Linked DNA regions of Homo sapiens: region 2 is linked to region 1. The links are chromatin contacts, found by Hi-C in ENCODE. All regions are on one chromosome and are shown on one strand. Each heading gives the region's core, a stretch centred on a gene start or an enhancer-like site at or near the end of the contact. The rest is flanking DNA. Distances are from core to core; before and after follow the strand shown.

Region 1 (5,910 bases), core at 2,043-4,542:
AGCCTCCCAGACTGCTGAGATTACAGGTGTAAGCCACCACTCCCGGCCAACCTTCAGCAACTTCATCTACTGCCAACCTTTCAAAACTATCCTCTCAGCAAATCAGATGATTCCTAACTTTATCTTCTGTCTTACCTATAGCCACAAGTTTTATGGATAGCTCAATCTAGGTCCACCTCACTCTTGGCCTAACCAAAACACGCTCTGCAGGGACTTTCATGGCACTAATTTAAGGTCTAAATCTTGCCTCATCTCTCTAAAAGATGGTTTTATTTTCCTACTGTATGTGATGACACTGTTTTTTTTTCTTACACCACTTTGAAAACTACCACGTCCTGTTGCTGTGGTGTTAAAGTTTTTCACCGTAGGTTTGCTTATTCTTTAAGAAGCAGTTGAAAAAGGAAGTAAGTCATGGAATTCATCCATCTTACAGCAAAGGGCTTTGATAGAAATCCAGCCCTTAAGCTATTACAACTCATGAATAAATAATTGTGTTGTTGCTTTTTTTTTTTTTTTTTTTTTTTGAGACAGAGTCTCACTCTGTCACCCAGGCTGGAGTGCAGTGGCATGATCTGAACTCACTGCAATCTCTGCCTCCCAGGTTCAAGCGATTCTTGTGTCTCAGCCTCCTGAGTAGCTGGAATTACAGGCGCAGGCCACCATGCCGGGCTAATTTTTTTTTTTTTTTTTTTGTATTTTTAGTAGAGACGGGGTTTCACTATGTTGGTCAGGCTGGTCTTGAACTCCTGACCTCAAATGATCCGCCTGCCTGGGCCTCCCAAAGTGCTGGGATTACAGGCGTGAGCCACCACACCCAGCCTTGTGTTGTTGCTTTTAACATCGTGATATTGAAGGTTTAATGCCTCATTAAATGAACTCCAGGACATACTTAAATTCATCTTCTAACCAGTAATTCCACTTCTGAGAAAACTTTCTACCAAAATAACTAAATAGAGAAAAGGTTTTATGCCTTTTATACCATGTTTAACACAGGATAATTTAGAATAACAAAAATCTGGGAGCAACCTAAATGTCCAATACAGAAAAACGGTTAAGAAAACAATAACCTACACTTTTATGATCAACTGATTTTCAACAAGAGTGTTGAAATGGTTTCTACCATTCAATGGAGGAAAGGACAGTCCTTTCATCAAATGATGCTAGAACTGGATAGCCACATGCAATAGAATGAAACTGAACTCCTACCTCACATCATACAGAAAAATTAACTCTAAATATCCTCCCTATTGCACTTGACAAGTCTTTGAAAAAAAAATTCTAAGTAGATAAAGGACACCATTCAAGAAAGTAAAAGGACAACCCATAAAATGGGAGAAAACGCAAGAAAATATTGCAAATCATGTATCTGGAAAGGGACTTACATTTAGAATATAGAAAGAACTCATACAACTTTAATATAAGACAATTCAATTTAAAAATGGGCAAAGGAATTAAATGGACATTTCTCCAAAGATATACAAAGGGTCAATAAGCACATTAAAAGATGCTCAACATTATTAGCCATCAGGGAAATGCAAATCAACACTACAATGAGCTACCACTTTATAAGCACTAAGACTGCTATAACCAAAAAGAAAGATAAGTGCTCCCAAGGATATGAAAAAATCAGAACCCTTATAACCTGCTGGTGGGAATGTAAAATGGTGCAACCAGTTTGGAAAACATTTGGCACTCACTCAAAAAGTTAAACATAGAGTTACCATATGCCCACCAATTCCACTTCTAGGTATATACTCAAGAGAACTGAAAACGTATGTCCATACAAAAACTTGTACACAGATGTTTATAGCAGAATTATTCAAAATAGCCAAAAAGTAGAAACAACCTAAATGTCCATCGACCGATGATGGTTAAGCAAAATGTGGCATATTCACACAATGGAACATTACCCATCCATAAAACAGAATGAAATACTGATACACAGACATTGATGAACCTTGAAAACATACTAACTGAAAGACACCAGACAAGTGAGGCCATATATTCTATGATTCCATTTATATGAAATGCCAGTATAGGAAAATCCATAGATACAGAAAGTAGATTAGTGGTTACAAGGCCTGGGAGAGAAAGCAGAGAATCTAATGGGGAGTGACTGTCATGAGTATAGGATTTCTTTTGGGGGTGATGAAAATGTTCTGAAAGTAGATAGTGGTGATGGGTGCACAACTTTGCGATATGAGAAAAAGCACTGAAATTTACAATTTTAAAGAATAAATTTTATGGTGCATGAATACCTTAATAAGACTTTCTCAAGAGGAAAAAAGACAATCTATCCGTGCAATGAACACAATGTATGTAACTATGCCTCTTAGTTATAACCGTATTTTACACGCATACATTATGATCACAAATAGGTTAATATGAATAAAATATTAGAAAAAAGATCAAAATGCTGGGTTGGCAGAACTATAGGTGATCTCTTCATAACTATTTCTGCATTTTCCAGATGTTCCTTAGTAAGCACTGCTTTTTGTAAGTGGTGGGGAAAAGTTTTATTTACAACAAAAAAGATAAATTATTAAACTCCTAAGAATATAAGTAAAAATTCCTTCGCTAATAAAGAATAATAATAATTCAGCAATCTAATGGCCCCTAACACACCTTTCCTTCCCCTCCCCTACAGAAGCCAGGAAAGTTGAACTCTCTCCTTCCGGAAACACGATACCCTCGATTTCCAGGACATCTCTAGCTCCTGCTTTCCCCCCCTCCTCTCCAGCTGCTCCATCTTCTCGGTCCTTTCCTCCTCCTCTTCTTCCTCCTCCTCCTCCCCCTGAGTAGTAAGTGCTAACGACCCGCAGGACTCTCATCAGGCCTCTATTACTAAGTAAGGGGCTGCCTTACCCCCAACCCGCCACCCAGGACAAGGCGCACATTCTCGGCTGTCTGCGAACCTCGGACTCTGAGACATCTCCAGCCTGAGACTGCAAAGTGGGTGAAGAACTGCGAGAACTCCCCACATACAGACAGTACTTCCCCGGTGGCCACGAGGACGCCAAGCCGGAGATGAGGCTGGGAAGGGGGACGACGGGGCCGCCTAGAGCGACCAAGACTAGGGAACTAGGGACATCCTGGCCCCCTCCTCTAGCCCCGCCCGGGGCAAGGGGTGTCCTGCGCGCCGCCCCCTCTCGGACCCGGAGAGGACGTCCCAGCTAGCGTACGGGGCCCACACACAGAGGCAGCAGCGCGGAGGCGGCAGCGGCGCGGACAGCGTGGGAAAGAGGGACACTCACCCGCTTCAGCCCCGAGCCTTCACTGCACCGGAAGTAGTCACCCGCCCGTTGCCAGGGTGAGGAAGCGGGGCTGACATCAAGTCTCCCCATTGGTCATTCGGGGTACCACGTGGTCGGAAGCAGCCTCCCACAAGCGGCTCTGACTCCGCCCTCCGCTTCGGAGCGGCTCACCTGGCCTCAGAGGTGCAGCGCTAACTCCACCTGGGGCTTCGTTCTGAGCTGCGCATGCGCTATTGCTTATCTCTACCCACCCCGCCCCTGAATAAGCCCGCAGGATGTGATTATATCTGAGTGGTTGATTGACTAATACTGTGATGAGAAATGAAATTAAACTGACCATCATTTTATCTAGGTGTCGCTTAAGAGTTACTTTCTTTCAATCCTTAGAGCACTGTTAGACGGTAGGGAAAACTAAGGTTCAGCCTGCATTGCTTGTAGGAGTTGGGGCACGAGCCTTGCCCAGGGGGAAGGAGTGTAGGCGGTCTTTTATCGGCTAGGATGTAAGACCGAAACCCAGTCATGGGTTTTGATGACCCATGACTGATGGATTTTCCTTATACTTCCACCAAAACATCACGTCGAACTGAATGTAAAGGCAGAAATGAGAATCTAACTGGCTTCTTTAAGCCAGCTATAGAGGAATTTACACTAATGCAAAAGATAACACTTTTCTTACCACATTTTTTTGTTTTTGGAAAATATTTATTCTTCATTAAAATGTCTTAATTATATTAACACATAATGGTTTATTATTGTTATTTTAAATAACTTTTTAACATTTCAGTTTTTTGTTGGTTTTTTTCTTTTTTTTTTGGAGATGGAGTTTCACTCTGTCAACCAGGCTGGAGTGCAATGGCACGATCTCGGCTCACTGCAACCTCTGCCTCCCGGGCTCAAGCGATTCTCCTGCCTCAGACTCCTGAGTAGCTGGGATTACAGGCGCTCGATACACACCCGACTAATTTTTTGTATTTTTAGTAGAGACGGGTTTTCACCATGTTTGCCATGCTGGTCTCGAACTCCTGACCTCAGGTGATCCTACTGCCTTGGCCTCCCAAAGTTCTGGGATTACTGGCGTGAGCCACCGCACCCAGCCACATTTCAGCTTTGTATTCAATTTTTAATATAGTAAATATTAATAGATGTAACCCACAGAAACAAAAGCTTTGGAGTGTTCTCTACTATTTTGGGGAGTATAAAGGTATGCTGAAACCAAAAAGTTCGAGAACCACTGATACCATTATTATAAATATAACCTATGTGGTTTTATTATGTAACTTGGGGCTTTTTTTCTTTCTCTTCTACCACTGACTTCTTAGGGAGGGGCAAGGGGAAGAAGTTTATTACATAGTAAGAATAACAGTTTATTACATAGCAATAGTAACTGAAACCGATTTTGTTACCTAGAAGTAGGATGGATATTATAACAAAACATAACATAATAACATCATAAAAGTAAAACGTGTGGCACTGGCTTTGGAACTAGGTGAAGCAGCAAGAGCAGGAAGGGATCCAAAGTATTAACAAGAGTCTAAAAGGACTTGAGGAAGCTGCCAATGAGGGCTTAAAGGGAGCTAAGGAAGATGTTATTGGAAGCTGGAGAAAATGGGGCCCTTGTTATATAGTGCCAGAAAGTTTGGCCCAGGCATTAGGAAGCAGACATAAACCATCCCCATTGTGACCTTTCTGAATTCCTCACCCGCAGAATCCATCAGCATAATAAAATAGTTGTTCTTTTGCACCTTTAAAGTGGATTTTTACACAGCAATATTAACTGGAACCAGCAGGAATAAAAGAAAGATGTTAAAGTTTTAAAAAGACATAGACATGCTCCCTTCCATTTCTTAGGCAACATTCTTCCTGGAATTTAACTACATTGTAATAATCATCTCCCAGTGCTGCTCTGTATACTTTTGTCTTGGGTATCACACCCAGATGCCACACAGGCCATCCTCTGGTAGGTGAATACTGCTCAAGTAAAAGTAACAAAATTCTTCGGACCCTTTTTTTTATTATTATTATTGAGGCAGAGTCTCACTCTGTTGCCCAGGCTAGAATGCAGTGGTGCGATCTCAGCTCACTGCAACCTCTGCCTCCCCGGTTCAAGTGATTCTCCTGCCTCAGCCTCCCCAGTGGCTGGGATTACAGGTGCCCGTGACCACGCCCGGCTAATTTTTGTCTTTTTAGTAAAGATGGGGTTTTGTCATGCTGGCCAGGCTGGTCTCGAGCTCCTGACCTTAGGTGATCCACCCATCTCGGCCTCCCAAAGTGCTGGGATTACAGGCATGAACCACCATGCCCAGCCCAGACCCAAGTTTTAACATTTTTAACCTGCATTGGGTACAGTAACAATGAGATCCTTTGAAATATTAATAACGAACAGTTGTAATATCTATTTGATTAACTCAACATGTTAAATTTGAAAGGAAAGTCTATACTAGTAAATCTCCTTCAGAAAAAATCTGGTTGCCTCCCTCTTCCTGTTCCCACCTCTCCCAAACCCGGAAAAGCAGCAAGCTGAGGAATTACTTCCTTTATCTCAAATAATCATGTCTGCTGCATCTTGATCTTTGTACTCTAAGTAAGCCCCCTCTGTCCTGGTTCCCTGGGGGTCTCCCTTTGTTTTGTATTCCTGGAAAACTATTGCTTTAACACA
Region 2 (5,910 bases), core at 1,927-4,426, 360 kb after region 1:
CTAAAAATACAAAAATTAGCCGGGCATGGTGGTAGATGCCTGTCATCTCAGCTACTCGGGAGGCTGAGGCAGGAGAATTGCTTGAACCTGGGAGGCAGAGGTTGCAGTGAGCCAAGATCGCGCCATTGCATTCCAGCCTGGGCAACAAGGGTGAAACTCCGTCTCAAAAAAGAAAAAGGCTATATGGTGTTCCAGAACATGAAATGATGCTCTGTGGGCTGGAATCAGAGACTGGGGAATGGGGGTGGTATGGAGCATAGTATAAAATAAGGCTGGGTTAGTAGGTGATAGTCACTCCATTCTTAATAATTTAATTGTTATAAAAAGACTGTATTAGCCTGTATGCAACAAAATAATATAGACTGGGTGACTTTACACAGCAGAAATTAATTTTCTCAGTTCTGATGGCTAGAAATCTGAGACCAGGTTCTGGTGAGGGTCTTCTTCCTGCTTGCAAGATGGCTACCTTCTTGCTGTGTCCTCATATAGCAGGGAAAGGGGGTGGGAGGAGAGGATGAAAGAGATCTCCCTCTTCTTATAAGGCCTCAGTCCTATTAACCTCACTCACCCTTATGACCTCATTTAAACTTAATTACTTCGTAAAGACCTAATCTCCACATTTAGTCACATTGGAGATTAGGGCTTCAACATATGAATTTTGGGTGCACGTAAGTCAGTCCATAGTAAAGACCACCAGAAAGTCATTGAATGACTTACAGAAGTGAGAAGACGTGATCACTTCTGACAAGGTATCACTAGATGCAGTCTAGACAATGGACAGAAGAGGGGCAACAGTGGGCATGAAGGCCACTTAGGAAGTCTTTGCAATAGTCCAGCTAAATTCAGACTAAGTTTACTGCAATGCTGTTGGAAAGTAGTGATTCCAGACTTATACAGACCGCTCAATAAAATTGCGTAGGTATAGCAACCGATTTGATATGAGAGTGAAGTTATAAGAGGTACCAGGGATGGTGCTTAGGTTTCCAGATTTTTCAACTAAACGGGTAATGGAGCCATTCGAAGAGATGGGGAAAACTGGGAGAAGGAGCATGAGTTCAGTTTGGTACACGGCACATTTCAAGTACTTTAGGGATGTTAAATATTTAACAGTTTTGAATGATAATGGTATTTTGTCAGAGTGATTAATACTAAATGCTGGAACAAATGCCCTCTACATACTTTTAATGTGCTTTCACACAATAAAAGTTCCAGTTCTTTGAGCTGACATGAAAGAAAAGATAATCAATAGTGTAATGTTCCTAAGAAAGCACATGTGGAAGGACTGGCTGGAGGCTGGAGTGCAAACAGCTTCTCTGTTGAAGGGAAGGTGTCTAGTATGATGTACTTGTCTTACCTTTCACATTTCTACATAAGAAGTCAATATCTTTTCTACAAAATCTGCAACTGTTCCCATATTGCTTAATATTAGCATTGCTATTTTGCCCCCTTACCCATCCTATGAAATGTTTTTCTTTTCTTCCTCACCTTTCTTTCAAAATCTATTGCATTATCAGGTTTTATTTATTCTTCCCTGGTAATGTCTCTAATCAAAGACCTCTTTCTATTTCTAGTGCCAATAAATAAGTACATATTTTTATTACTAGCTCAAATGTCACTTCCTTCTTGAAGCCTTCTTTATTTATCCCAAATCTATTTTTTTTCGTATTTCACAGCATTAAAAGAAAAACAGGCTGGGCACGGTGGCTCACGCCTGTAATCCCAGCACTTTGGGATCACTTGAGGTCAGGAGGTCAAGACCAGCCTGGCCAACACGGTGAAAACCCATGTTTACTAAAAAAATACAAAATTAGCCAGGCATGGTGGCGCATGCCTGTAATCTCAGCTACTCCAGAGGCTGAGGCAGGAGAATTGCTTGAACCTGGCAGAAAGAGGTTGCAGTGAGCTGAGATGGAGCCATTGCCCTCCAGCTGGGGGACAAGAGTGAAACTCTGCCTCAAAAAAAAAAAAAAAAAAAAAAAAAGACAAAACAAAAATTACCTTACCATGTTGTGAATCATCCTTATGAGAGTGTCCTACTACTAAAAATATTCCATTCTTTACAATTCTTTTTGGGGCCTCCCCCCTTTCTTCCTTTTCTCTTCTATTATTTTTTAAAAATGTGTTCCAAATAATTATTTGCCCAATATATATAACAAGTACCCAAACTGCCAAATAAATGTGGATTTACAACATCCACTCAATTAGCCTTGAAGATGATCTGATATATAGAAACACAACAAATTTGGGGGGAGGGTACCAAACTTCTAAATTATAGGTCACCCTACTCATGTGGCGGACTTTAGTGAAACTGGATTTTCAGAACCCGCCAGGTGAGTATTATCCAGAATCAAGCCAGCTTTTTGGACCTGCGTCTTAACATTAAGCAATTGGTAGAATAAAGTAAGACCACTCGGCTCTGGTTAACAGGCATCTGGATTTGTTTTGACGTAAGACGTGTTTTCAATATAACATTTTGGTTGTCCGCAACTTCTTGGTTCTTAAAACCGTCTTGAGTATCGCAGTCTACATTTGTTCTTTCTAAACTTCACCAAATTCCAATGAAATTTGTAATTTTCACTACAGGTTTGAGGAGCCAACTGCATACGATGTGGAACCATTTGCCAATACTTTCATTTCTTTTGGTCTTTTTTAGTTGCCCACCCAGAGGAAAGCATCAGATTACCTGGTGAAAATCCTCCTCAACAGGGCAGTTGGAGTGAGCACGGACAATTCGTGTTGACCCTCGGTCTCCTCCCACTTCTACATCCTCCAAGTCCCTGAGGCGGCTTTCCGCTAGCTCGCCTGTCACTTGGCGCACCTGGCTCTACAGGCCACGCCCTCAAGTCTTCCAAGAGGCCAGCGGTAAGCGCGGTCCACCTCCCTCTCCCACTAGGCGTCGGCTTCACGCCGCGCCCACGTCTCGAGGACAGCTCCAGCCCCCTCGCTCCCTGGCTCCGCCCCCTCGCTCCCTGGCTCCGCCCCCTCCAGCTCCCTAGCGTCGTCGGCGTCGAGCCCGAGCCTGCGCCTGCGCGTGCGCCCTGGGGCCCAAGTTGGGGCGCGCCGTGGCTAGAACACGGAGAGCGGCGGGCAGTGCAGCCAATGGGAGGCGGCGCTGCCTAGCGGCTGGTAGGCGGTGCCTGCGCGGGTGTTAGGTTAGCGCGAGGCGTGACCTAGTTGACAGGCTCTGAGGTGCTGCTGTGGCGGCGTCCGCGGGGCTGAGGCGGGTGGGAGCCGGAGCCGAGCGCGGGCTGAGGGAGGAGGGCGGCGACTGGAGAGCGGCGAGCGGCGAGCAGCGCAGGACGCAGAGCCTCTTTCACTTTTTCCCTGCTGAGTGCCCCCTCCCACCCCTCCCACTCCACACACACCCTGTTTGCCCGTGAGCCTGGGGAACTTGCAGCTTAAAGCCAGCCACCCCCACGGCAACATGTACCCCAGCAACAAGAAGAAAAAGGTGTGGAGAGAGGAGAAAGGTAACCGGCCCGTCGAGTCCTGGGGGTGCGGGCGGTGGGGGTTAGGGTGGGGGCGGGGGTCAGGCTGTGTGTGCCGCGGCGCCCTCCGCCCGAGCTCCCGCCTCGCGCCCTCCCGGCCGGTGCCGCCTCCCTCCGGTGTCCGTGTGTACACACGCGCACACTCGCGCGCACTCCGGCGTGCACGCGCCGCCCCTGGGCACCTGCAGCTCGCGCACGTGTGGGCGCACGCCCCTCTCTGTTGCCCTCGGCACCCCGTCACCTTCTCCCGAGGCGGTGCTGCGTTCGCCTCGCTTGCGGCGGGGACCCCCAGGCGGCAGCCCCGGGCGCGGCACAAGTTCCTCTGCACCGCAGCTGGGACTTGGGCACTGCCGGCCTGGGTGTCCCGCGGACAGGTGCCCGTCGGCGGGCGCTCAGGCTGCAGCTGCCGCTGTGCCTCCGCGCTCCGTGCACCCTCATTTCTTTCCTTCTCGCCCCTGTCCCCCCAGCCCCCGAATGGCAAAGCGTACCCACCATCGGGTGTTTACCCCTTGTCTAGGTTTCCTTCCTTCGCTGCCGCAGCGTGACTTTTGAAACCTGGAACTCTAGGGGAGCCCTAAAACGAGCGTGTTGTCCGTGAGGATAAGTGCCTTCAGAGAAGTCTGAATGGGCTGTTCTCCCAACAGTGTGTTTCTCTGTATTCCATCCCCATTCATGGGCTGAAGTTGCTCAGAGTAAGATTTTGTGACTAATGTCACTCTGTATGAACCCATCTCTGAATTTTGTGCGTATAAGGTTTATCTAAATCAGCTAGATTGACAGTGGCACTGATTCTTTAAGAAACACAAGTGTACGATCCAGCGTCTCCCACCAAGATCTCCCGCTTATCCCATCACAGTTTGGTAATATTCTAACTTGAGTGTCTCTGGCGTTTTTCACCCTCCTTTTCACACCTCTTTCCTTTTCATTCTTTAGCTATTTACAGAAATGTAGCAAAAACTTCTTGCACTCCTATTGCTAAAATAAACTAAAACCTGTATAGCAAGGGTGAGGTCTATTGAGGGTAGTGCGCATTTCTCCTGGTACCTCATCTTTACAAAAGGATATAGGGGTGACTAGGTATCAAGTTGATTTCCTTGTTAATAGTTCGTTAAAACCTGTAGATTTTTATTGCAAGTCCCGGCCTTTATGAACACGAAGGCAAAACAGTGGAGGTAAGAAAGGGAATTAATGTGGAAAAAGAATCCACTATATAGGATCGGCTTCCACAATGCACGAACAAAGGCGTGAGGAGGGAATTTTTTTTTTCAAATTTACTGCAGGAAGATTTAATAATAGAACCGAACAACACAATTAAAATGATCTTTAAAAATGTTGAAAGTTTAGTCATTTAATTATGTTTTAATAATTATGGGTTTATAGAGAGCTAACACTTCTGGTGTTATAAATCAAATGCTGTCGAGAGTAATAGCCTGATAGATAAAGTAGTGTAAAATAATTTTGCTTTGTTTTTTTCAGTAGTAGTTACTTTAGTTTCAACACACTTTCAACAAGGATTTGCCTTGTGAGCACTGAAAAATCATTTATGCCCATGTTTATTGATGATGCTGAAATGTTCGCTTTGTATAATTGATGATAATGAGGGCAAAACAGTGGAAGACATAGACATTGTTTTCAGTAACATGAATCATTGATGAAATTATAGTGAGTACTTAAGAACTATTTTTCTGTCATAATAGAAAAACAGTGTTCCTCAAGTAATAACGTTATAATGTTTCCTTCATTTAACATCTACACAGTTGGACTGTGACCAGCAGGCATTTTAGAATCTTTTTTAATGTCTTGATTTCTTTTCTTCTAATAATGGAGAATATATAACCAATTTTTTTTCCTAAGGAAGCAAATGCACCATTAAATAAGGCAATTAACAAGTAATTATCCAAAACTAAGTTATTTTTGCATGAAGTTTAATGTTAAAGGAAAACGTTACTGCGATACGAAGACTTTAATGCATATCTCAGTGTTTCTTTTTTTCAGGATGTCTATGTTTGGAATATTTAAATATAAAATATATATTATACCCCCAAGGAAGAGCTAAGGATTTCTAGTACCATAGTTAGTATTAGAGAAGCTGATGGGATGCATGACCTTTTTCCTTTCAGCCCACTGGGAAGCTGATGGTATAGTATTTTTGCAGCTGTCCTTTAAAGCTAAAGGAAGGCTTACCTACCTCATTGAAATGTCAAGGCATTCTATAAACATATTTTTAACTCAGTATACCATTTAATAAATAGGTCTGCCTACTTAATTGCTTGGTTCACAGAGAAAGGACTCATTGTAAAGGTGAAGCATTCTTTAAATAAAAGTTTTATGAAATGACAAAGAAAATGCATATATATTTGTGGCCTCCAGTATGTTTCATTGTTTAAACAAGTAATTAAGGAGTTCTGAAGACCACATATGT

Evidence for each region. Hi-C counts contacts between places; a loop is a spot of excess contacts on that map. Pooled maps may share reads with other maps.
Region 2: a loop to region 1 is called in a map of Caco-2, with 4 times the contacts of the local background. The contact joins the promoter of MACROD2 here to the promoter of TASP1 in region 1. A Hi-C loop is called at or near these places in 1 of 168 maps with a recorded cell type or tissue (Caco-2) and 5 of 50 pooled maps.

What each region holds. Positions count from the first base shown.
Region 1 is chr20:13,635,640-13,641,549 of GRCh38, forward strand. It overlaps TASP1 (taspase 1), which reads right to left and starts at 3,293. Exons shown (of 14, transcript NM_017714.3): 1 at 3,255-3,293. RefSeq lists enhancers at 2,650-3,150, 2,764-2,853 and a silencer at 3,044-3,193.
Region 2 is chr20:13,992,340-13,998,249 of GRCh38, forward strand. MACROD2 (mono-ADP ribosylhydrolase 2) reads left to right here and starts at 3,177. Exons shown (of 18, transcript NM_001351661.2): 1 at 3,177-3,470. The coding sequence starts at 3,425. It also overlaps a transcript of SEL1L2 not described here.